3 separate regions of the Mus musculus genome follow, and regions 1 and 3 are each linked to region 2. A link is a loop called in an ENCODE intact Hi-C map of the cell type or tissue named here. Cell type or tissue: heart. All regions are shown on one strand.

Region 1 (8,000 bases), 60 kb after region 2:
CCATCACCAGCTCTGTCTTGAACATAGAAATCTCATAACTGCGAGCCAGAGCTGGATCTTTGTTTTTGTCAGAGAGCGTATGATAGTAAGTTAGGGGCTGAACATATCACGAGTACTCTTGTTAGCGGGTGAGTGGTCGTGAAGGAAATGGAGCAGAGAAAAGTTCTTTTGGACTTCTGACTCCTTCTAGGACATTGTGGGACATAGTTTCTTCCATGCTTCCTTGCCATGGGTCTTACCTGACAGTGTCAGCAGCTTTGTTTCTAATGACTAACCAACAGCAATGACAGTCTTGGCATACTAACTGCAGTGGGGGTAACTGTGCAAACACTGGAGGGTGGCCAGCAGCCAGAGTGTTTCACCTCAGCCTCAGGTGTGTGCCCACTGAGTCTCCAGGTCTCCCCTTGCTCAACTTTACCTAACTTTCTGTCATAGTTTTACATCCCACAAATGGGAAAGAAATAGAATGTAAGTTTTCAAAGCTGTGTGACCACTTAGTGGTATAGACTCTACTTTTTGACAGACTTCATGGGAGACTGTAGGAGGGAAGAAGAAGAATTTTGGAAGAGAAAGTTCAGAAAACAAAGAAAACAGAGAGAAGAGGACGGAGAGAGAAGCGAGTCGTGGACGGGGAACCAACAACCGCAAGGGAAGAGGCGGCAACCGAGTCCGAGAGTGTGAGTGTAGCTCTTCTCCTAGCCGTTCTCACACACCCGAAGACTGGGAGAACAGCCCGACTACCAATCACTCCCACTGACACTGGGTCACACAGGGCAGTCTGTAAGATCCTGTACCGACCTGAGCTGCAGGTCGTTCATTCTTGTCCTTTCAGACTGGCTAGAAACCAAGCAAGCTGGGAGTGTGGTGGGTATAGGCCTGTTTGTATGAAGCTGTTTTTTCTTCCCCTACAGATATTCATGCTATAGACATAGATTAAATTAATTAGAGATGTCTAGGTGTGTCTTCAGCCCCAGGTAGAGGCATGTGGGTTCCTGTGAGTTTTGAGGCCATACAGATTTACATGGAGTTCCAGGCCACCCAGGGTTACATAGTGAGACCCTGTCACCCACCTCCCCCTCCCACCACACAAAAAAAAAAAAAAAAAATTAAAGGAGGCAGATTCAGAAGGCAGAATTGTTTGAGCAGTTTCCTTTGATCCATATTTTGACACCAATTTACTTGGAACAGCCCAGGAGACAACTTGTTGCTGTGTAGGGAGTACTTGGCAACCTGTAGTAATGAACACATAGATTTTCAAACAGCTCACAGTGAGCTCATGTCTATAATCCTAGAATTTGAGAGCTTTTAATAGAAAAATTGTGAGTTCCAAACCAACCTGAGCTATATCGTAAAATCTTCTCTCAAAGAGCTCTCCCTAGCCCTTATGAAACTGTTATACTTTCAATATATACCTTGAGCCGGCTTTAGCTAAGATTCCTTTTTGTCCAGCAGTGAAATTACAGGCACCCACTTCTGTCCCTCACTCTAAATTTTAAAAGTACATATATATTTTATTTTCATAACGGGTGTGGGTGCACATGTCATGGTGTACATGTGGGGGTCTGAGAAAAACTTTGGGGTTGACTTTTTCCCTTCACCATTTGGGTCCTGGGAGTGAATTCAGGCTTGGCAGGAGCCCTTACCCACTGAGCCACCTCACCAGCTCTATTTTTAAATGAAGGTCGATTGAACAATAACATCAAGATCGAGAAATGAGTATTTAAGTAATAGAAATGTATAGTTTGTGCTGGGGACTCACTCAGGGGCCTTTGCTTGGGCTTTTATTTGACCACACTTCTAGCACTTATAAAATACTTGGTTTTTATTGTTTTTGAGACAGGATCTCACTATGTGGCCTTGGCTGCCCTTAAACTTCCTGAGCTTTGCCAGCCCTCGGCACCCAAGTGCTGGGATTAAGGGGTGGGCCACCACACCTGGTCTCAATAGTTTAGTAATGTTTGTTAGAACTTGTTCTGGGGAGAAATAAAGTTCAGAAGCAGGTGAGGATGATGGGAAGGGATAGGATAAATTTAAATTTGTACTGCAAATGAAGCCAAGCTCATGTGAGCTAAGCAGCAACTAAAAAGTGGAGTAATGATATCAATATCTATTGACTAGTTTTTGTATGGATCTATTGGATCCAGTATGAATATGAGAAACAGAAGTCTGTCCTTGCCTTTTCTGGTAGGATGCTACAAAGCCTGTCTCTTACACTTTACCTTTTGTTCTGTGATGTTTATAGATAGCATTGTTTTGTAGTAAGTGTTGGGTTTTAGTACTTATTTATAGAAAATTTATTTTACAGGAGGGTACATGTAGACAGAAAGTAAAATGCCCATGCTGTATACTGTTTTAGTCATGGTCTGACTGACTGCCCTGGAGCTTGCTCTGCAGACCAGGCTGGCCTCAGAGCTCTCGCCTCTGTTCTGAGTGTTGGGATTAAAGGACTGTGCCACCATGCTCAGCACCATGTGATTTTCATTTTAGTCTTCTATCTGGGATTGCATCTGGTGCCATTCAGGATTTTGTTCCACACCACCCTCCTTCCTTCCTTCCTTCCTTGAGCTTTATTGTAGAAATGCAGAGAGAAAGTAAGAGAAAGAGAGAGGCCAGCCATGGCCATGTGGAGAGAGGGTGGAAGGGAGAGAGAGAAAGAGAGCTGAGAATAAGAAAGGTGAGACCTTAAGAGCTCTTTTTCTTTTTCTAAATACTAGGTCTGATTATGTGGTTCATCTGGCCTTGAGCTTGAATTCACGATTCTCTTGGTTTTGTCATCCTAGTGTTGGATAAGCCTTTGGTCATGTGCTTCTAGATTTGTGCTACTTTTTATTCATCATGATTTCTAAATGTTGTTTACATTTTAACTTCTTTTTAACCTTTTTTTTTTTTTCCTTTTTGGCTTTTGAGACAGGTGCTCCCTCAATATGTAGCCCTTGTTTGAATTTAGACCAGGCTGGCCTTGAACTTGTGGGATTGCAAAGAAGAGTGTTGGGTTTTTGATTCTTTCTGTGCATTTTGATCTTGGTTTTGTATCTCATAAGTTTGGTAAGAGGTTTGAAAATGAAAAGTTGACATGTTTGCTTTTTCTTCTTTAGTCAAAGGTGAAGAGAATGGGATTGACTGCAGCCAAGGAGACAAGCCTGCGGAGCGGGGCAAGCGGGCCCGAGGCAGAGGTGAGGGGGGAGGAGGACCAGGCCAGCTGCTGCCACCCTGGCTATTAAGGATGATTGGAAATGCAGTATGAAGGAGTGTTCTCTAAGATGGCTGAGAAGGAACCCCTTAGATTATGCCCGGTTCTTTTGTTTTTACATTTTGCTTTGGTTTTGTTATTTTTGGTGCTGAAGGTTGCCTGTCCTTGGTAAGAATGGCTCCATCCCTGAGCCATCCCTCAGATCCTGGATTATGTCTGTCACTTTGAAGAATCCTTTTGGTTATTTTCAGATGATTTGTTTAAGCCACTTTTATAATCAGTTATAGTGGTGTACAGATGTAATCCCAGCATTTAGGAAGCTGAGACAGAGGTATGATATACATGGTTACACTACCAACAAAGCAAGGAGAGCTTATTATTTATTTGGGGGTTTGGGGTATTTTGTTTTCTACACATAGTTTCTCCATAGCCCTGAGTGTCTTGGAACTTGCTCTGTAGACCAGGCTAGCATCCAGTTCAGAGATCTGCCTGCCTCTGCCTCTGGTATTAAAGGCGTGCGCCACCATTGCCAAGGCATTATTTATATTTTAAATTGTTTTATCTGTGAACGGTTTGCTTGCATGTACATCTGTGTGCCATGTGTATGCAATGCCTGTGGGGGCCAGAAGAGGGCATCAGATGCCCCTAAGAATGAGTTAGCTGCTTAGCTGCTTTTTTTTTTCTTCTTTTTTAAGGAAAAAAAAAAAGGCTCATACTGTAGTCTGTGATTGACTACAGGTTGAGAAGTCACCCTGTAGCCCCAGATTGGCCTGAAACTCTGCTTTATTTAATCATTATATATACATGTACAAATACAATTATATTCTATAATTGTGTTTTGTTAAAGGATTTGGACGTGGCAGGGGCAGAGGGACAGGAAGGTTCTCCGCTCAAAGCATGGGGTAAGTCACAGCCATCCCACTGCTGTAGGTGCTTCCTAGTTGTTCTGTTTTATCTGCCTTTGACCTGCCTGTACTTTATCCCAGCTAGAGGTGGTTGTACTTCTGAAGGGCTTTCTAACCATAGTGAAAATAGTGTTGTTGTTGCTGTTGCAGTAAATGCTGCGTCAGCACTGAAGCCTCTGCTCCGTGCAGTTTGCTTGGATAACTTCATTGGTGTGCATGTGCTGCACAGTGATGCTACATCATCCTTCTCTCTAACCTGACACCCCTCTCCTTCCTCATGAAGTTACTAACATGTCTGCGGACACCACATGTTCCCAAGGGAGTAGGCATATGTGCATAATGTCCTCGGCTGCCAGGTTGAAAGCCACTTACAGATGCGGCTAAATCTAGCTATTTAACATGAAGTGTTTATGTGAATGATAGTGTTGTCCTGAGTGATGGTAGTGAATGCTGAGCATTCTAGGTAGGTGTTAGAGTTAGCTACTGTTATGTCTAGTTTTTCTTTCTCTTACTGTTTCTTTTGTGCATGGCAAGACAACTTGAATTTGGAACCCTAGCCTTAAACTCATAGCATTTCTGTTTACTTATGTTCTTATGCGTGCATTGTAACATGGATGTAGCCTGTGAATCCTGACAGCTAGTTCTTTTATTTCTGAACCATCTCACCAGCCCCCTCTAGTGATAATACAAAGAAGTGTGAACAAAACATTTCTTTAGCTATATCCATATATGAAGAATATAATTCTACTCAAATCCACAGTTGGGGGTGCTGGAGAGATGGTTCATCAGCTAATAGCACTTGCTGCTATTGGAGAAGTCTTAGGTTTGGTTCCAGCACCCAGGCCTTTCATCATGTCTTACAGCCATTTGTAACCCCAGTTCCAGGGAATCTGATGCTCTCTTCTGGACTCTGGGCAGGCAGCATGCACATGGTACATATATGTACATGTAGGGAAAACACAGAAAATATAAAGAGTTTTAAAGTTCTTTTGGTGTTATGACAGACCCTTCCTTAATCCCAACACTAAGGCAAGAGACCAGCACATTTTTGAGTTCAAGGCTAGCTTAGTCTACAAGCAAGTTTCAGGACAGTCGAAGCTTCAATTCTGACACAAGAAGGAGACACGTTTACACTTGATGTATTTGTTCTCATTGGGACTTTTTTAAAATATGCAGTTTTATGTGTGGGCTTGAATGTATGTTTGTGTGCCATGGGCATGAAGGGGCCTGTGAAGCCAGAAGAGGTTTCCTAGGAACTTTTGAATTCCAGGCCATTTTGAGCTTTCGAGTGGGTACTGGGGATGGAACCTGTCTCCCAAGTCCTGCAAGAGCAGCAAGTGCTCTTAACCACTTTGAACCTTCTCTCTGGTCCTTTCATTGGACATTTTCAATGGTGTTCTTTCTAGACTGGGAAGGCTTCCAGGTCTTCATAACTTTTCAGGATGCCAAAGACTATATTGTAGAAACTTGAAGACCATTTATACAAAAGTAGGTAGATGATCCTAAAGTAACGTCTGTTGAAGATATGTACGCTTGGCTGGCGATGTAGTTGATAGAGTGCCTCCCTAGAACAGGCAAAGAAAATTCCGTCCCCAGCATACCATAAAACTGGGAATGGTGGTATAAACTTGTAATACTTGTAAACTTGAGGTATCCACTAGAGAAGACCACTAGGACACAGCTCAAGCCAATAGAAACTTTTATTAGTAACTACTCCAGGTGTTTGAGACTGAGTTGTAGCCCTGAGCATTTCTCAGAACGGGCTTTTAATCACAAAACCTACATTCCTGGGTTGACACACTTCAGTTAGCCAGAAGTGGAACTATAGGAGCCAAAGAGCAAGGTCACTATATTTAGGGACTTTCCCCAAAGCAAGATGGAGAAGGTCTTCTTTGTTCTTCTTTTGACAGGTGGTGCTGCCTATGTGCTGAGGTACCCAAGGCCTGTGTTAAGGTCTGGGAATCTATTACAGTATCAGAAGTTCAAGGTCATCTTTAGTTACAGCGTTCACAGATAACCAGGGATACATGATACAGACCCCATCTTCAAGAATGATAAGGCTCACTCATGTCTTTAATCTTAGTACTTAGGAGGTAGAGGCAGGCATATTTATGTGAGTTAGAGGCTTGTCAGTGCTACATTGTGATACCCTGTTTAAAAAACAAAAATGAAAACATTCAAATCACTGGACCTAAAGGTTAATAAAGGTCCTTGTTACCAACGCTTTAAAGTTCTGTCCCTAGGACTTTTAAGGGTAGAAGGAAAGTGTGCTGTAGTACATGTGAGTAACTAAATAAAACAGTTTTGTATGGGGTTGGTTGGGGTGTCACAAGCCTTTAAACCCAGCATTTGGGGGCTGGGGGGCAGATCTCTGTACGTTTAAGGCCACTCCTGGTTTACATATTCAGTTTGAATACTGCCAGGGCTACATTGAAAATACTGTGTCTGAAAACAAAACAAAACAGAATAACCCAAACAGAGATCTTTATTATAGGCGCAAAAAGTGTATAAAAAATACCTACATCACAGTGGCTTAAAGAGTTAGCCATTATCCAATATAAGGAGGGAGGACTTTTTATAGCACCCCTTTGAAGGGACTTGAGCTGATTTGGTTTTGAATATTTTCTTTTTTCTATTTTCTTGTTTTTAGAGTCTGTCTATGTAGCTTTGGCTGTCATGATGCTTGCTATATGGATCAGACTGGCCTTGACTTTCAGAGATCTGCCTCCCCAATGCTGTTTGGTATATTTTATACGGTTTATTTTGTGATTTTGATGCTTGCTTTAGTTGCTTGTTTCTTTACTTCAACCCCCCCAGGACATTCAATCCTGCAGACTATTCAGAGTCCATGTCTACAGATGGCTGTGGGACAAAGTTGGCAGTTTGGGAAGCTGCTCAGAATGGTACAGATGAGGGACCGGGTAAGTGGTTTTTTGGTCTTGTTTTGTTTTTGTTAGAAGTCTTTGTTTTGTTCTGTGTCTGTTTTTGAGAAATAGTCTCATTGTACCTTAAGCTGGCCTTGAATTTTCAGTGATCCTCTTGTCTAATATTCTAGAAGTCTGGGATTTCAAGACTCATCACAGCCATCTTCAGAGACTCTTCTAGGATTGATTAGGGGTGGAGTATGGGCACAGTGTGTGTCTGTCTTATCTGTCTGTCTGTGTCTCTGTGGGGTAATGCATGGGAGTTTGGGTGCTTATAAAGATGAGAATAGGGTGCCAAATTCCTAGAGCAATGGTTGTAGGTATTATAATCCACCTGACATAGATGCTGGCAACTGAGTGGAGGGCCTCTGGAAGAATAGCAAGCATCCATAACTGCCAAGCCATCTCTTGAGTCCCTAGAGCTTGTTTTAAAATTGTTCTTATCTGAGTATGGTGGGTCATGCCTGTAATTCCCAGCACTGGGGGGTCTGTTAGTAGCTGCTGAGTTCACAGCCAATCTGGACTGTGGCATGAGACCTTATCTAAAGAAATGTTTTGTGTTCTTCTTTTTTTAATATATATATTTATTTATTTTATGTATATGAGTACACTGTAGCCATACAGATGGTTGTAAAGTCATCCTGTGGGTGCTGGGAATTGAACTCAGGACCCCTGCTCACTCTGGCCCCGTTCGCTCCAGCACCGCTCCCTCTCTCCCAAAGATTTATTTATTATATGTAAGTACACTGTAGCTGTATTTAGACACACCAGAAGAGGGCATCAGATCTCATTACAGATGGTAGTGAGCCACCATGTGGTTGCTGGGATTTGAACTCAGGACCCTTGTAATTGCAGTCAGTGCTCTTTACTGCTGAGCCATCTCTCCAGCCTCTTATGCTCTTGTTATATAAGCATGCTGGATGGAGAATACTCCCAACTCCTTTTAGTTTATTGTTACCTTCAAAGCCTCTCAATGGGAAA
Region 2 (8,000 bases):
TGCTTCATTCCTCAGGAGCTGCTGGCTCCTCCTGTCATCCCCTGGGTTCTTGGCTGAAGAGAATTACTAGCTCTTCAATGTTCACTAATGTTCCTGTTCCTCTATGATTTGGGGGTTGGGGGGTAGGCCATATCCATCGTGGTCAGAGCACAGGCTGGCCTTGAACTAATCTACCTCAGCCCCCTCAGAGCTGGCTCTCAGGCATGAACTACCACACCTGACAGAGTTAAGGATTTCAGAGTCTAATACTCATCACCTGAGCTCAGCATGTGTTTTCTGTACCAATCATTAACTGTGTATAGATCTGTAATTAACATCCTATGCTGCAGTCAGGAAGAAAACTCAACTACTGCCTTCTGTGACCTCCCTCACAACTCCCCAGTCAGAGGACTGGGAATAGTGAATCTAGTGCTAAGATTTAGATCCTAAGTGGCCCCCCAGGTTCACTTGGTAGAGACTTGGTCCCCTGCTGATAGTACTCGGTTGAGTCTTCTAGGAGGTGACAGAAAATGGAGGGAAATTAGAGCACTGGGCTCTGTACTTGAAGATAGAGGACCCTCTCCTTTTTCTTTCTTGTACTCTCAAATCTCCTCTCCCCAGCTGGGTTTCTTCAACACACAGTCCCAGCTATGAAGTTCAGTTTTGCCACAGGCCCTAAAACAATGGGACCAGCTACCTATAGGCAAATTACACACACACACACACACACACACACACACACACACACACACACACACGAAAACCTGGAGGGAAAAAATGAAATTAATAAATGAATAAACAAGTCATGGTGTTGCCAGTAGTGCTTGCTTGAGAGATGGGAGCAGAAGGATCAGGCGTTCAATGGAAGTCTCAGCTGCATAGTTGAAAGTCAGCCTAGCTACATGAGAGCTTGTCTACACCCCCACACAAAGATACCAAGAAGACTGGACACAAGAGCACACTCCTTTAATCTCAGCACTCAGGAGTCAGAAGTAGACTGCATTGGAGGCTAGCCCGGGCTACAGAGCAAGACCCCATCTAGTACAACAAAACAAAAGGCGTCACACATAAATGATTTATCTCCAGTATTTTGAGGTTCGGACATTTGCCAATAGCAAAGCTGATCGCCTTGGTGTGAGGTATGGTGCAGGTTTGGGTCCTCAGTGTGTTCCCTGAGTAACATCCTCATAATTTTTCTGCCCTCTAGTCTGCTACAGTAAAAGTGATCATCATGTAGAGTGCATGTTTGTTTGTTTGTTTTGGGGGGGGGTTGGTTTTTCAGGACAGAGTTTCTCTGTGTAGCCCTGGCTGTCCTGGAATTTGGTCTTCAAGTTAGCCTCAAACTCAGAGATCCACCTGCCTCTGCCTCCCAAGTGCTGTGACTAAGGGTGTGCACCAACACCAGCACCCAGCTAGAGTGTATTTTAAGGTACTAACACAGATCCCTGAGAAAGGACCCCTGCTCCTAGGTGCCATCTGCCAACACTGAGTATGAATGAGAGAGAAGGGGCTGGTTCTAGCTGTACAGCTGCTTAGGGCTGTGGACTCAAAATGAGGCCCTGCACTGATGGGGTGTGTGTGGCGGGGGACGGAGGGATACTGTTGTGTGAATGTGTGTGTGTGTGTGTGTGTGTGTGTGTGTGTAAGCATGTGTGAGTGTGTTTGAATGTGTGTATTAGTGTGTGTGTGAGTATGTAAGTATTGTGTGTATGTATGTGTATATGAGTGTGTGTGTGAGTGAGTGAATTAGTGAGTGAGTAGAAAAAGCAAAATATAGAGAATTTTCCTTTGATTTCTGGGGATTAGCAGGTACTCTAGGCAGGCGTGCTGGTGCAGATGGATCTAAGGACAGGTGTCTAGTATTAGCCAGACAACAACACTACACAGTCCATGTCTGTAAATAAGGAAATGACCACAGTACTTGTGGGTCAGTGTCATCACAAAACAGACCAGCAACTAGATATGGTGGTGCACACCTGTAATCCCAACATTGGGAGGCTGAGGCAGGACGAGTATTTACCTTTGGGTAGCTACACAGTTCATTGGGCAACAGGAAATAACCTCAAAAAAAAAAAAAAAGTAGCTTTGTATGGTGGCATATACCTGCAATCCCAGCACTGAGGAGACAGGCTCCCAGAAGTTTTGAAACTAGCTTGATCTACATGGTGAGTGCTAAGCCATATAGCAATACTTTGTCTCAGAATCATACAAACAAAAAAAACAAAAAAAAAAACAAAAAACAAAACAAGGGCTAGAGATATAGCCCAATTGTAAAACACTTTTGTCTGGCATGTACAAGGTCCTGAATTTAATCCCCAGCACAAACAACAGAAAACAAAGAACCCCTCCCCACAAATAAGCCAGGACTATGGTAATTCTAGCATTAGAGAGACTGAGGAAGGAGGACTGAGTTGAGTTCAATTCTTAGTACCTCATACCAGGTAAGTGGCTGACACCAGTTTGTAGCCTAGTGCACATAGGCAGGAGAATCAGAGGTTCAAGGTCAACTCTGGAGGCAGGGGCTGCGGAATCTTTTAAGTTTTTTAATCTTTTAATCTTTTAAGACACCCACAGTGATACACCTACTCCAACAAGGCCACACCTACTCCAACAGGGCCACTCCTTGGGCCAAGCATATACAAACTATCACAGAAGGATAACCAGCCTGGTCTACAAAGTGAGTTCCAGGACAGCCAGGGCTACACAGAGAGATCCTATGTGGGAATTAAAAAAAAAAAAAAAAAAGTTCAATGTCATCTTTGGCTCCCTCTTTCTGTCTCTGTCTCTGTCTTTCTCCTATTCCCTCTTCTCTCAGCCAGGCATGATAGCACATGCCATTAATCATCAGAACTTGGGAGGAAGAGGCAGGAAGATTTCTTTGAATTCCAAGCCAGCCTGGTCTACAAAGAGAACCCAAGGCCTGTCTCAAAAACAAACAAACAAACAAACACAAAAAAATACAGTCATACATATTTATACACATAGCAGAAACCTAAAATATCATCTCTAGATTTGTCCATAGTTGGTATCTGGGCAACACAGACACATTTGCCAACCTTCAGTTGGGTGCACTGGCAAATGCCAGTAATCCCAGTATTATTAATTATTTGGAAGAGACAGGAAGATTGCCATTTGTTAGGTCAACATAGACAAAATAGCCAAGTTCAAACTAATCATTAGCAAGACCCTAATTCTATATCACAGAATGTGGAGGAAGGAGAAGGAAAGGAAAAAGAAAGGGGAGTTTACTGTACTTCAAGGGTCTCTTTGAGAAGCTAGATAGTCTGTTTAGCCTTGTGTGACCAGAGAATCCATCACATTCCCAGTAGGGGGAGCCAGAACTTAGCCAAATTCTAAACGCATCACTCTTGACTCAACACTTAGGAAGAATGCTAAAGAAATCGTGCCCCCACAGATCCATTATAAAACTTTGTTTCAAGGTGCACCTGAACCACCTCCCCAACCTTCCAAACCCCATTGTTAGGACTGAGGAGGGACGAGGCAAGCAGAGCTATAGTACTTCAGTTATTACTGAAGTTCTCAGAGCTGTAACCCCTAAACTAACCTTCCCTATGATTTCTGTATAGATTGGTGTATAAAAGCATGTATATGCACACAACTTCACAAAAATGGGTATTTAAAGCTGTCTGGGAAGCCTGGTAAGATGAGATATGCTTATAATCCCAGAACGTAGGAGCCTGAAATGGAAGGTGTCTTAGGATTTTACTGCTGTGAACAGACACCATGACCAAGGCAACTCTTATAAGGACACCATTTAACTGGGACTGGCTTACAGGTTCAGAGGTTCAGTCCTTTATCATCAAAATGGGTACATTGGCAGCATCCAGGCAGGCATGGCACAGGCAAAGCTGAGGGTTCTACATCTTCATCTGAAGGCTGCTAGCACAATACTGGCTTCCAGGCAGCTAGGATGAGGGTCTAAAAGCCCACACCCACAGTGATACACCTACTCCAACAAGGCCACACCTACTCCAACAGGGCCACTCCTTGGGCCAAGCATATACAAACTATCACAGAAGGATAACCAAGACTTTGAAACCAATCTGTGCTATCTGTCTTAAAACAACAACAACAAAACAGGCCAGCATAAAAAACACCCAGAGCTCATGTAAAGGTGGAAGGAGACAACCACAGAGTCGTCTTGTGCTCTCTGCATGTGGACCACGTCATGCATGAGCCTACACATATCACACACACACACACACACACACACACCACAACATGCCAGGTGGGTACTAGGGATGTAGCTCAGAGCTAGAGTACTTCCCTAATGCCCAGCACTGTAAAATAATAATGACAATAAGAAAATAAAGCCATATGTATATTTCTATGTAAGAAATGGGCTGTTACCCACTTCCGTGAATGAAATTTTACAGAAGTTACATTAGTGGCATCTCCTAGTCGTTGGAGTTTGGGTGATGTTCCTGTATTCTGTTTGTTTGATTTGGGTTCTTGGTAGTTTTGTTTGTTTGTAAAGGATGATAAGTTTTCAATTTACTTAATTAACTGTACTTATTTATTGGGGGTGGGGGGAAGGGTGTCTCTGCACGTGTTTAGGTCACAGGGCAAGCGGTGGGAGTCAGTTTTTTCCTTCCATTGTGTAGGTCCCAGGGAACTAACTCGGGTGGTCAGGCTCAGCAGTGGACGCCTTCTGAGCCCCTCCCCCTCTCTTTGGGGGTGGGGGTCTCACTGTGTAATCCTGTCTGGCCTGACTCACTGTGTAGACCAGCCTGGCCTCTAATTCTCAGAGATCCTCCTTCCTCTGCTTCCCCAAGTGCTAGGATTAAAGGTATATGCACACTCTGCCTGGCTTTAATTCAGCTTTTTAAAATAAGTTTGCACTATAAATGGGCTTTGAAGTTGTCAATCTCCTGTCTCAGTCTCCCAGGTCAACCATGCCTGGCTCTAGGCAGCTGGTCAATTCTAAATAAGCAGTTCATTAACTAACTCTCTCTGGACGAATTTGACCTTCTTTGATCAAGTAAAGGAGTAAGGCGTTCTTCAGGCTTTGAAGGACCAGAGTCATTTACTGCGATTTTATACTGGATTTACAGTCCTGGGGAGATGGTCGATCTCTTTCATCTGAACTCAGCCAGAATAACCACGAGCAACGAGGAAGAGAGGCACTGATTAGAGATAACTTCAACACACAGCTTCAGGCCCTCGAGGCTCCCACCAGGCCATTAGCCAAATGCTGACCTGGAGCCTCATAATTCCTTCCGGTTGGAGTCTACACTGTATAACCACAGTAAGGCGAGAGAGAGGCCAGCCACGAAAGGGACGTAAGTGGCTTTTCTATAGGACTCAGGGAACTCAGAGCAACCTGGAGGAAGAAACTGAAAACCCATTGTCTCAGTAACTCTGAGGAACGAAGCTGTCCCATAGGAATGAGGCCCTAGGAATGGAGGAATAGAGGACTCAGCTACCACTGTGAGCTCCGCAGAACAGGGCAAAAAGGCAACCACAGTTTTGCCCCCGGGGACTACAGCACTAAAAGATCCAATTGGGCTCCATTTGTTTTTTGAGATTTGTGCTAGTGTGTGTGTTCCTTTTTGTGTCTCCTGGACCTCTGTAGCTGGCTGGGACTAAAGTTGAAAGGAGCATTCAGTAGGGCTCTTCTCTGGCAGGGCAGGTCCAGGCCTGTAGAAACTGGTTTAACCTGCTTCCCAGAGTCTCATTGCCACTTAAGTAATCTCACGAAGCAGAAGCAGAGGGGCTCTGGGTCAAGATATAGCCAAAGAGATCTGTTTTGCTTGCTTGTTTGTTTTGAGACAGAGTTTCTCTGTGTAACAGCTCTGTTGACTAAGCTGGCCTGGAACTGACAGAGATGCTCCTGCCTCTGCCTCCCTAGTGTTGGGAATAAAGGAGTGCACCACCACTGCTTAGCCCCCATTTTGATTCTTAATCTCTCTCCCTCCTGTTTTGAACTCCTGAGCTCAAACAGCTTTCTGCCTTAGGCCTTTAGCACGATAGCAGGCTAGAGTTAATTTTTCCTTTCCTTTTTATTGGAGATTCAAACCCAAGGCCTTATGCATGGTAGGAAAGTTCTCTACCCAGCTCCATTTCAAATCCTTATTTTCATTATTTTTAACCATGTATATGTATGTCTTTGTACTGTGCATTTGAATGTGTGGGTTCCTCCAGAGGCCAGAGATGTGGGACCCCCTGTAGTTGGAGTTACATGGGTCCTGGGAATTGAACAGCAGTATATATGCTCTTAACTGCTGAGCCATCTCTCCAGCCCTACCTCCTCCAGTGCTGTTTTTAGTTTGAATTCCCTTGAATTGTCTCTTGAAGAAAAGGTTTCCTGTTTCCTCCACCAAGGTTTGAGGTGGGACTTGAACAGCCACAGAGGGTCAGGCTTGCCTACTGTAGATTTGGATATCCCTCCCTCCCTCCTTCTCTCTCTCTCTTTCTCCCCCTCTCTCCCTCCCTCCTTCTCCCTCCTTTTTTTTGTTTTTTTTTTTTTTGTTTGTTTTTTTTTGTTTTTGTTTTTTTTAAAGACAGGGTTTCTCTGTGTAGCCCTGGCTGTCCTGGAACTCACTCTGTAGACCAGGCTGGCCTCGAACTCAGAAATCCTCCCAAGTGCTGGGATTAAAGGCGTGTGCCACCACACCAGGCTTTGATTTAGGTTTCTTGAAGGCAGGGTCTAAGCTGTTGTTTAAATATCTATCAATCTCTATATCGAATCTATCTATCAACCTATATCATCTACTTATTATCTATCTCTTTCTTTCTTTCTTTTTTTTTTTTAAGATTTATTTATTTATTTTATGTAAGTACACTGTAGCTGTCTTCAGACACCCCCAGAAGAGGGCATCAGATCTCATTACAGATGGTTGTGAGCCACCATATGGTTGCTGGAATTTGAACTCAGGACCTTTGGAAGAGTAGTCAGTGCTCTTAACCACTGAGCCATCTCTCCAGCCCTATCTATCTCTTTCTATTGTCTATCAATCTCTATCTTCTAGCAAACTCTGTCCTCTAGCTAGGGAGCTGCTGGTCTGTAACTAATCCCGAGTCTGTAACCCAGCAATACTTTTGCCTCAGTTTCCCCAGTGCTGCAATTACAGGTTGTCACAGTCTGTCTGCAATTACAGGTTGTCACAGTCTGTGTTGGTCCAGGAAGGCTTGGCTCCCTACCCTGCATGTTTCTGAAGTTTTACTGTATCTTACTTTCCCAGAAGTTTACTGTGTTACACACTCTAAGGCCAAATTAGGGTGGTAAAGAGCAGAAGTTGAAATTCGGCAGGTGGAGGTGGGGACAAGCCTGGGACAGCAGCCTTGGGAGTGGAGGCAAGGCCAGGTGATGGGGAGGAATGAGAAGGCCAGGAAGGCTGGGCTTATTTATCTCCATTGAGTATCTTCCTGTGAGTTCCTGCAGACGTGTTCCATTTCCATTGGCTCTCTGCTCCTCTATGCTGTCCCCTCTGGCCCAGTAGCAATCTAGTCTTTCTTCCTTGAAAAATGGCCCCGAGGTACTGGGACAAATCCTGTAACTTTTTTTTTTTTTTTTTTAAATCAAGCTCACTTCAGTTATCCATCAGTGTCTAGATATTGGTAGGATGTCCTAGAGATCTGTGAGTGAGACTTTGGGCAAGCTACCCAACTCCTCAGTGCTTCGGTTCCCTCATATATAAATATTCCCAGGAGAAGACACAGCTGTAAAGGTAATATTTGGTTCTAAGTTGGTAACAAAGTGATTTTGTTCGTTCATTTTTGTTGTTGTTTTTTTTTTTTTGTTTGTCTGCAGTACTGCTACCACCGCCTGGCCACAAGGTGAAGATTTAACTATTAGAGGATTCAACCATGAAGGTCTGGGTATACAGTGCATCCCTGTGACCCCAGCACTCTGTGCAGAAGCAAGAAGATAGCAGCAAATTCAAGGCCTGCCTAATGACCTACCTACAAAGTCATACTTAAACTGAGACACTGACGCTCAGTAGAAGCTGAGCAGAAGGATAGAGACCTGCAGGCCAGCATGTTCTGTCTAGCAAGTT
Region 3 (8,000 bases), 100 kb before region 2:
TGTCTTAGAGCATGTCTCACTCTGGATGGACACTGCTGTGCTCTCTGGGGCTGGAAGAGGCTCTGCCAGGGCCTTCCTAAAAACGACCCCTCCCTGTCCTGCCCCTAGGGTCAACCTAGCCATACATGGCCTTGGATGACCCACTACTCAGGGACAGACCTCATCTCAACTCCCAACTACAGGGCCACCTGTAACAAAGTACTAGGCTGAAAGCCTTCATGTCCCCTTTTATTTGGGGCTCAGAGTAGTAGTCACTTTGCCAACCTGCATCTGTAGGGACTTGGTCTATTAACTTTGTAGATGTCCTAAATTTGAGGATAAGACTAGGATGTTTAATGTTAACTTGGACATCGGAGGTCAGAGGTTAGGGAGCACAAGTTGAGCCAACAGCCTTATTGCTGACAGTGCCTTTCTGTCTTCAAAGACACTGGTACCAGCCAGGCAGTCAGGTGAACTCCTTCCCAGCAGGGAGTGGAAATTTAGTTTTGGAAATTATAAAATGAACAACTCTTTTTTTGTTTTGGTTTGGTTGTTTTTGTTTTGGTTTGGTTTTGGTTTTTCGAGACAGGGTTTCTCTGTATATCCCTGGCTGGCCTGGAACTCACTTTGTGGACCAGGCTGGCCTGGAACTCAGAAATCCACCTGCCTCTGCCTCCCAAGTGCTGGGATTAAAGGCGTGAGCCACCACACCTGGCGAACAACTCTTGATATCTTTCTTAAGAGCACCTGAGGTCCAGGGTATGCTTTTAGTTTCCTTCCCTGCAATCCAGCTTTGAGGGTGCCAACAGCAGCACGGTTTTCTCATTAATTTTTCTTTTTTGCTAAAACAGCAGGCCCATGTCAGTGTCTGCCAGCCCTCATAGTTCTTGTGGCAGGTCCTAGCTCCTGTCTATGACTCCTCATTCCCAGTGCCTCTGAATGATTAAACAGGCTGGGAGATCTCAGGCAAGTCTATTGCCAAGGCTTGAGTGGTCCAAGGTACTAGGCCAGCAACACTCAAGGGCCTTTGCTACGGGTGTCTTGGGACTGAGTCTACAGTCAGCAGTCTGAATCTTCTGACACAGCAACAAACACACATCTCTTCAAATGAGTTCTTGCTGTATTGCTGTGTGTGCAGGACAGATGTTACCAGGTACCCTCAAATCATTCTCTACCTTATTTTTGAAGCAAGTGTCTCCCTGTTGATCTACCCAGACTGATTAGCCAACAAGTCCAAAATTCTTGTCTCTCCCTTCCCTTCTCAGACCACCGCTCCAGGCTTTCTTTTGAGACAGTGCCTCTCTATGCAGTCCTGGAGTTCTCTATGTAGACCAGCTCACAAAGTAGTCCTGCCTCACAAATGCCAAGATTAAAGATGTAGCATACACCATTACAACCAGCTACTCCAGGCTTTCTACGCAGTTCTTATGCTTGTACCACATACACTAACTGAACCATCTTCCCATCTCTTGTATCACCTTTTAAACAGAGAGAACCCCAAGGGAAACAGCCTCCAAGAGTCCGTTAGTTTCATAGGTCTTCCTGAGTTAACCTGAGATTCATGTGTCACAGCCTGGGCCCTGAAGCCATTACCACATACATTTAAGAACTCTATGGTTTTAGGATGTTATATTTAAAAAGCCAAGATAAGCCAGGTGTGACACTGTTCATGTGTAACCCCAGCATCTGGGATGCTGAGGACTAAATTCAAAGGAATTAGCCGGGCAGCAGAGGATTATGGTCTAAACCTGGACTATAGTGAGGTCTGGCTCTATAAAAGAGCTGAAAGGCTTGTCTGGCAGCCACGGGCAGTGCTTGAACTGACCACCAGATGGCAGCCTGTTCCTAGCTTAAGGCCTCTCACATAACCACTAAAAATCAGAGGCCATTCCCAACCAAGAACACCAAAAGGATGTGGGATTCTACTAAAGATAAGTACTAGAAATTTTAAGGATGAACTGTCAGCTATAGGAGCACCACTGAGAGCCGGGGAAGCACTTTAACCTTGCCTGTGACTGGTAGTAGTCACAAGCAAAGGGACTTGACTTGTCATATTTTAAAGGATACCTCAAAACCTGTATACCCCTTCTCCACTTTAGCAAGAAAGCATATACCCTTGTTCCACAGGCTGCACTAGACCAGGTTTAGAGAGTCTGTATTTATAAAACAAAAAAAAACCAAAAAAACAAAAAAAAAAAGATGAGACAGGATGGCCAGCCTCTGAGTCCCATAGGCCCTCAGTGGGAAAAGGATACTGATATGAAAGGGACAACTAGGCTCTGTTCCAGGCCAGAAATGACTGTGCTACCCGTAATCTACCCACTGTCCTGAGTCAAACCATTTTTCAAAATAAAGAGGTTAAGGCAGCATGGCATACCTTTTAGATTTTTATTAGTAGTTCTCTGAAGAATCAAAATAGTTAGCAAATTACTTTAGATTCAAGACTGTATTATATCCTTTGTATTTAGATCTTTAATATTGTAGAACATAATACAAACAAACCAAAGAGACTGGTTTCTATGCCTAGGTGTTATTCATTGTGTCATCCTAAAGCAGGGCTGGAGGAGGCTGTTCAAGAACTGGGGGTTAGTGCTGAGTGACAAGTCGTGGCCTGTTTTCTCACCCATGTGCTGGAAAGGGCCAATGATACTCAAAACTGACAGCTTCCTAGCACAGGGGCTCCAATGCCCCGGGCAGCAGAGGATTATGGTCTAAGCCAAAAGAAACAGTCTGGACAGGGGCAAATGGGAACTGCCTGGCAGAAGAGGCAGACTTTGCCCCATGAAGAAAAGTGCATCTTTGTACCGCAGAGACACTCCAGAACCAGTGTAACACTAGGGCTGTCGGGGAAGGCGGGCCCAGGAAGACCCTCTCAGTTGCATTCCACTTGGGTTAGAGCCCAGTCTGACAGTGGTGCAGCAGAGAGGAGAGGAAAGGATCTAGCCCCAAAACAGCAGCAGTCTGCTCCTCCTGTCTTCCCACTCTTCTTGGTAGCCAGGCCAGGTTTTGGCTGAGAACATTAGAGACCCCAGAAAGAACCAAGTATTCCTTCTGAAAGCCCAAAGTGGGAAGGACACTTCTCAAAACACAGGTATGTTTAATATGGAAGGAACCAATAGAGAGCATATATGCCCAAATCTTCCTACTTTCCCCCAGCTCAGGCCTGGGCTCACAGAGACTAACAAGTGTCAACTCCACATCCGACCTTCTAACCCCCAAAGAAAATCTGGAAGCATGTCCCGTCTTCCCCACAAGTGAGCTGTGCAGAGCCTCCTTGGGGAATGGTGGTGCTGTGGCAGGGCCGTAGCAGGGCCAGGTCTCAGCTGGCTCCAGCCCGGGCCATGAGGTCTTCCAGAGCATTGTCCTGGTCATTGTTGTGTAATAGCAAAACTTCCTTAATGTCTTTCAGTTCAAAGCCCATTTCCTTAAATTTGCTCATTAACTGAAGAAACTCCATCATCTATGGGATAAAGGAGAACAAATTTTTTTCAGAAAGAGTTGAGCCACGCAGAGCAGCTGAATGTAGGTGTATACTGCAGGTGAAGATTCTGCCTCCTTCAAGCAGTCCCATGGGTCTTTAAGGTTCCCTCGAAAGTAACAATTCACTTGCTGACCTCTGGACGAGCTCCTGCCCACATGAATATTCCCACCAAGACAAAGTATTTAACCCCTAAAGTATGCTTTCTAGATAGAAGGGAAGGCAAAAAGACTATCAACAGTCACTGTCTTCCAAAAGCCTGGCTTTTAGCGCAACTCTACTTCCCCTTCCTATCACTGGGATTCAACTCCATGTTTTATCTATACTAAATGCAAGACTCCTTGTCTGGACACTGGAGTCTGTCTTTGACTGCTTCTGCCTACAGTGACTAGTAAGAAAAGGCAGTGCAGGGGCCAGGGAGTACAGCAGTCAACTCTGCTCCTGTGAATGCATAAAGGTTCTTACCTTTTCTTCTGAACACTGGTGCATTTCCAGAGCCTCTTCCACTAAAAGAGGGTCAAAACCCTTCTCACAAAGCTGTCCGTGTGCAAAGAGATAGTCGAGAATCTAAGGAAAGAAACAAGGCTTGAGCTCCTCCTGTTACTCCTGAGTCGAGAGCTTTAGACCATCTGTGTGAAGCTGCCTCCCTGTCCCTCCCCAGTTATCAGGCCCAGACTGCCTAGCACAGCATAACCTCAATAATGACTTGGTAAACAAACCGGCACGCCCTTCTAGAAATGAGCAGCCACATCCCAAAGGAGGTACTGTCACAGCTGACTCAACCCAGAAGATCAGCTCAGCCAGAGTAGGATAATAGTCTTCTAGAAAAATACAGTGCATGTCAGAAAATGTCCCCAAGGCAGAGGACTATAGTATGCTATTCACAGCGTCCTGCACAGCCATGACAAAAGTTTCTAGAGGTAAGCCGAGTAGTGGGATATATCTGTAATGCTAGCGGTCAGGACTGAGTCCAATGCCAGCCTCAGCTACCTCAGTTCGGAGCAGCCTGGCCTACACAAGACCCTATCTCAAAAAGAAGTGTAGATCTAACCATATGCTCAGTTTTGTACTCTCTAGAGGTACAAAGGGGTGGATAATGACAACAGATCCAGCCCTCCCACCCCCCAGGCTTTCTCAGACTCTCAAGGACTACTGTTCAACTTCTGGTCCCTGATGATAGCCCAAGGCTCCACATACCCACACGGGAGGAGGCTGGAGTTGCAGGCACTTGAGGACCTCAAGATCACAACTCTAACTTGAGGTCACCATGCTCCCCCACCCACACCTTACAGACCAGCACCTCACCTGCTCAATATTCTCTCCTTTCTTTCTCATGGCTCTCAGGACACAATCATATGAGTAGCCCATGTTGACTACTGTCTCTACACATTGCCGCTCACTCGGAGACAGTGCCTGCAGTTCCAAATAGGCCTGGGGACAGCTAGGCATGTTGGGCACTTGTGACACTGAGAAATTTAGAGGGGTTACCTGACAATAGAAAAACAAGATCACGGTAAGATGAGTTGAGGCCCAGGTTGCTGTCCAGGCATTGTGGGTTGGAAAGAAGAGAGGTACTGAGTACCAGCCAAAAAGAAAAGCTAGGAAACACCAGCAACCCTTGGAGCCCTCACCCGCAGTTCCTGCATGTTCAGACAGCACATGCTATTCCATGCCCTGATCCCTGTAACTTGAAAATCAGTTCTGAGTCTGAACCTACCTACAGAATGAATGTTTGAGGGCTGTGCAGATTTCTCTGTGTCCTTTCATTAGCCCCTAACTCTATTTTGGTTAAGACTCAGTCACTGCAGACATTGCTACTCTGTAACTGACTATCCTAGTCTCACTCTTGCCTCTCACTGGTCATGGCTAGCTCAGGGCCTCAGGATTTTGAGGGCACTTACCTTTGCCTCATACCACATAACTTGGCTTCATTCCCTGCTAAAGCTGCTGTCCTTTGCAGTGAAGATGGAAGGAAGGAGTATTAGCCATACTAGGCTAGACTCCTAGGCAGTCTACTGCATGGCTACAAGCATGCTGCTCCCTGCCACCGGACCTCCCTAGTATCACCTGATTGGTTCACCTCTGATAATGAAGCCTAAGGCACAAAGGCAGCTCAGCTCACTCCCAGGCCACAGGAACAAAATTGCAGGCTTCCAAGAACCAAAGAAAACATTTTATAATTTTCCTTGTTTCCTTTTTAAGCAAGGCAGTAAGTAGTCAGTCCTCTGTCCTAAAGCAAGTTCTGCTATAACCGCATGTTCTCAAACTGAAGAGAGCCAGGAGGATCACAGGCATGTAGGCTGACAGCTTCCACTGAACTGTGTCACCTGTAACATACTCTAAGCAGTCCATTCCTAGGGGCTTCAGTAGGCTACAGCAGCCATGGAAGATCAGAAGCTAAAGCAGTCTAGCCACTTTGCAGACTCAAGATTATATGGCCCTTCTCAGGAGCAGACTCTGTGTGGACTCAAGACACAGCTTCCTAAAAAAGTAAAGGCAGCTCTCACATGAGCCCAGCCAAAATGCCAGGACTATTCTTCCACCATGTGTACTTCTCCCTTTAAAAAGCCCCATGAACACCTGCTAGAATGTGGGTATATGTTTCTAAATTACACACACTTTTAGAAAGTGCAGTCCCCTAACAGCTGTGCTTTGGGAGTATTTTGTCCTTCAAGTAAGTGTGGCTGAAGGAAGGCCTGATAAAATTCTTTGATCTAGTTGTATCTTTGTGAATATTAAAATGCAAACCTTTAGGCTAGAGAGAGAGCTCAGCAGTTAAGAGCATTTATTTGTTGCAGAGAAAACCTGGGTTTGGTTGCCAGCATCCACATGCTAGCTTAAAACTATCCATAACTCCAGATCCAGGGAATCTGACACTGCTGAACTCCCCAGGTACTAAGCATGCATGTGCTATATATAAAGTATGTATGTAGGCAAAACATTCATATACATAAACCTACAAAAACATTTAAGCTTATCTCTATATATAGTCATTTTCACATCATTTGTAATAAATATTAGAGATAATGTAATAGCCAATAAGGTATTATAATAAAGTCAGTTAGGTAGTTTTTGTCTCACTATGTAGGCCTAGAATTCTCATTCTATTAAGTAGACTAATCTGGCTTCAAAAAGCAGAGATCTGCCTCCCTCTGTTTCCAGTGTGCTCACACCCAAAGGATTTTCATGGTTGTTTTGGGTTTTTTTTTTTTATGTATATGTTAGCCCATATCTATATATATGTATACACCACACGCATGCCTGATGACTGTAGAGCTCAGAAGAGGTCATGAAATTTAGAACTGGAATTACATGTGGTTATTAGCCACAATATAGGTGCTGGCAACCAAATCTGGGTCCTTTGTAAGTTCTTTTAACCACTGAGCCATCGCTTCAGCTCAATGCATAGGATTTTAAATACTAGGACTGAGCAAAGTATCCTTTCCTTTTTAAATATTACAACTGAAAATACTTTGCTTAATAGAGATAAATGACTCTTCGACATGTTTTATTAATCAAACAGGCACCACACTAATTATGGAGATCCCAAAAGGACAATGTTTAAAAGGATCCCTTATCACTAGGGCTTAAGAAGGAGGAAGGTTGGGCTGGAGAGATGGCTCAGTGGTTAAGAACACTGACTGTTCTTCCAGAGGTCCTGAGTTCAATTCCCAGCAACCACATGGTGCCTCACAACCATCTGTAATGTCCATCCAGTGCCCTCTTCTGGTGTGTCTGAAGACAGTGACAGTGTATCCACATACATGAAATATATCTTTAAAAAAAAAAAAAGGAGAAGGAAGGTCCTCAAGTTAAGGACAGCCTGGGTTATACAGCAAGACTAACTCCAAAAAATGAAAAAGGATTCCTTGTCAAAATTACTAGTACTACGGTGTTTCAAGTCATTTATCGAGGTTATAATCCATGATTATGATTAATGTGAGGGGGCGAGGTTGGTACACCCCTCAGACCCAGATACAACACCATTACTGCATTCTGACAGTGCTACCTTATTAGGAGTCTTGTCAATAAAAAGATAAAATGTAGTTATTGGCAAACATAAAATGGGTATTGGGTTAAGCCCCAGTTTGTAAAGACCCAGGGTGCTCAACACAATAACTAAGTAAGACATATCACTAGTAAATTTCAAACTTTCCAGAGATTGAGAGTAGAGGACTTGAAAAGCTTCCATAGGTGGAAGTGGAGGTGGACAGAGGCAGCCTAAGAATGCCTCTGCAATGCTGGAATCACTGGGGTTTCTTTAGAGAGGCCGGAGATGGCACTGCAGTTAAGAGTACCTATGCTCTTGCCAAGGAGTCAGGTTTCCTTCACAGCACCACATGGCAGCTCACAACTGTAACTCTAGTTCCTGACTTCCTCAGGCACCAGGCATATATACATGTGCACATATATATACATGCAGGCAAACACTCATAAAAATAAAGCAATCTTTTAAAAAGAAGAAGGGCCCAGAGATGGCTCAGGTTAAGGTACTTGCCACAAAACCTGACCACTTTTTGAACCCTAGAAACCATATTGTAGA

Evidence for each region. Peaks named below come from ENCODE experiments on the same cell type or tissue, not always from the same donor. Only the 100,000 strongest peaks of a DNase experiment are listed, where the experiment ranks them.
Region 1: it touches region 2 in a loop (5-fold over the local background); 16 of 42 quality-filtered maps call a loop at or near these places.
Region 3: it touches region 2 in a loop (6-fold over the local background); 8 of 42 quality-filtered maps call a loop at or near these places.

The regions. Positions count from the first base shown.
Region 1 is chr4:41,222,372-41,230,371 of GRCm38, reverse strand. It overlaps Ubap2 (ubiquitin-associated protein 2), which reads left to right. Exons shown (of 29, transcript NM_026872.1): 5 at 524-677; 6 at 3,096-3,173; 7 at 4,038-4,092; 8 at 6,913-7,016. Among named protein-coding and RNA genes, the nearest start is that of Gm24837, 15 kb to the right of the region's middle. In heart, CTCF peaks have their summits at 3,811 (motif pointing right) and 4,766; no DNase peak of the experiment used is centred here.
Region 2 is chr4:41,281,931-41,289,930 of GRCm38, reverse strand. It overlaps Gm42273 (a long non-coding RNA gene), which reads left to right and starts at 4,790. Exons shown (of 2, transcript XR_881194.1): 1 at 4,790-5,282; 2 at 7,754-8,000. In heart, a CTCF peak has its summit at 3,309 (motif pointing right); no DNase peak of the experiment used is centred here.
Region 3 is chr4:41,384,120-41,392,119 of GRCm38, reverse strand. Ubap1 (ubiquitin-associated protein 1) reads right to left here. Exons shown (of 7, transcript NM_023305.3): 5 at 4,763-4,945; 6 at 3,923-4,024; 7 at 2,354-3,439. The coding sequence ends at 3,299. It overlaps Kif24 (kinesin family member 24), which reads left to right. Exons shown (of 13, transcript NM_024241.2): 13 at 1-1,372. The coding sequence ends at 8. Among named protein-coding and RNA genes, the nearest start is that of Ubap1, 39 kb to the right of the region's middle. In heart, no CTCF peak of the experiment used is centred here; DNase peaks (open chromatin) are centred at 1,809, 3,279 and 4,189; H3K27ac peaks cover 519 bases.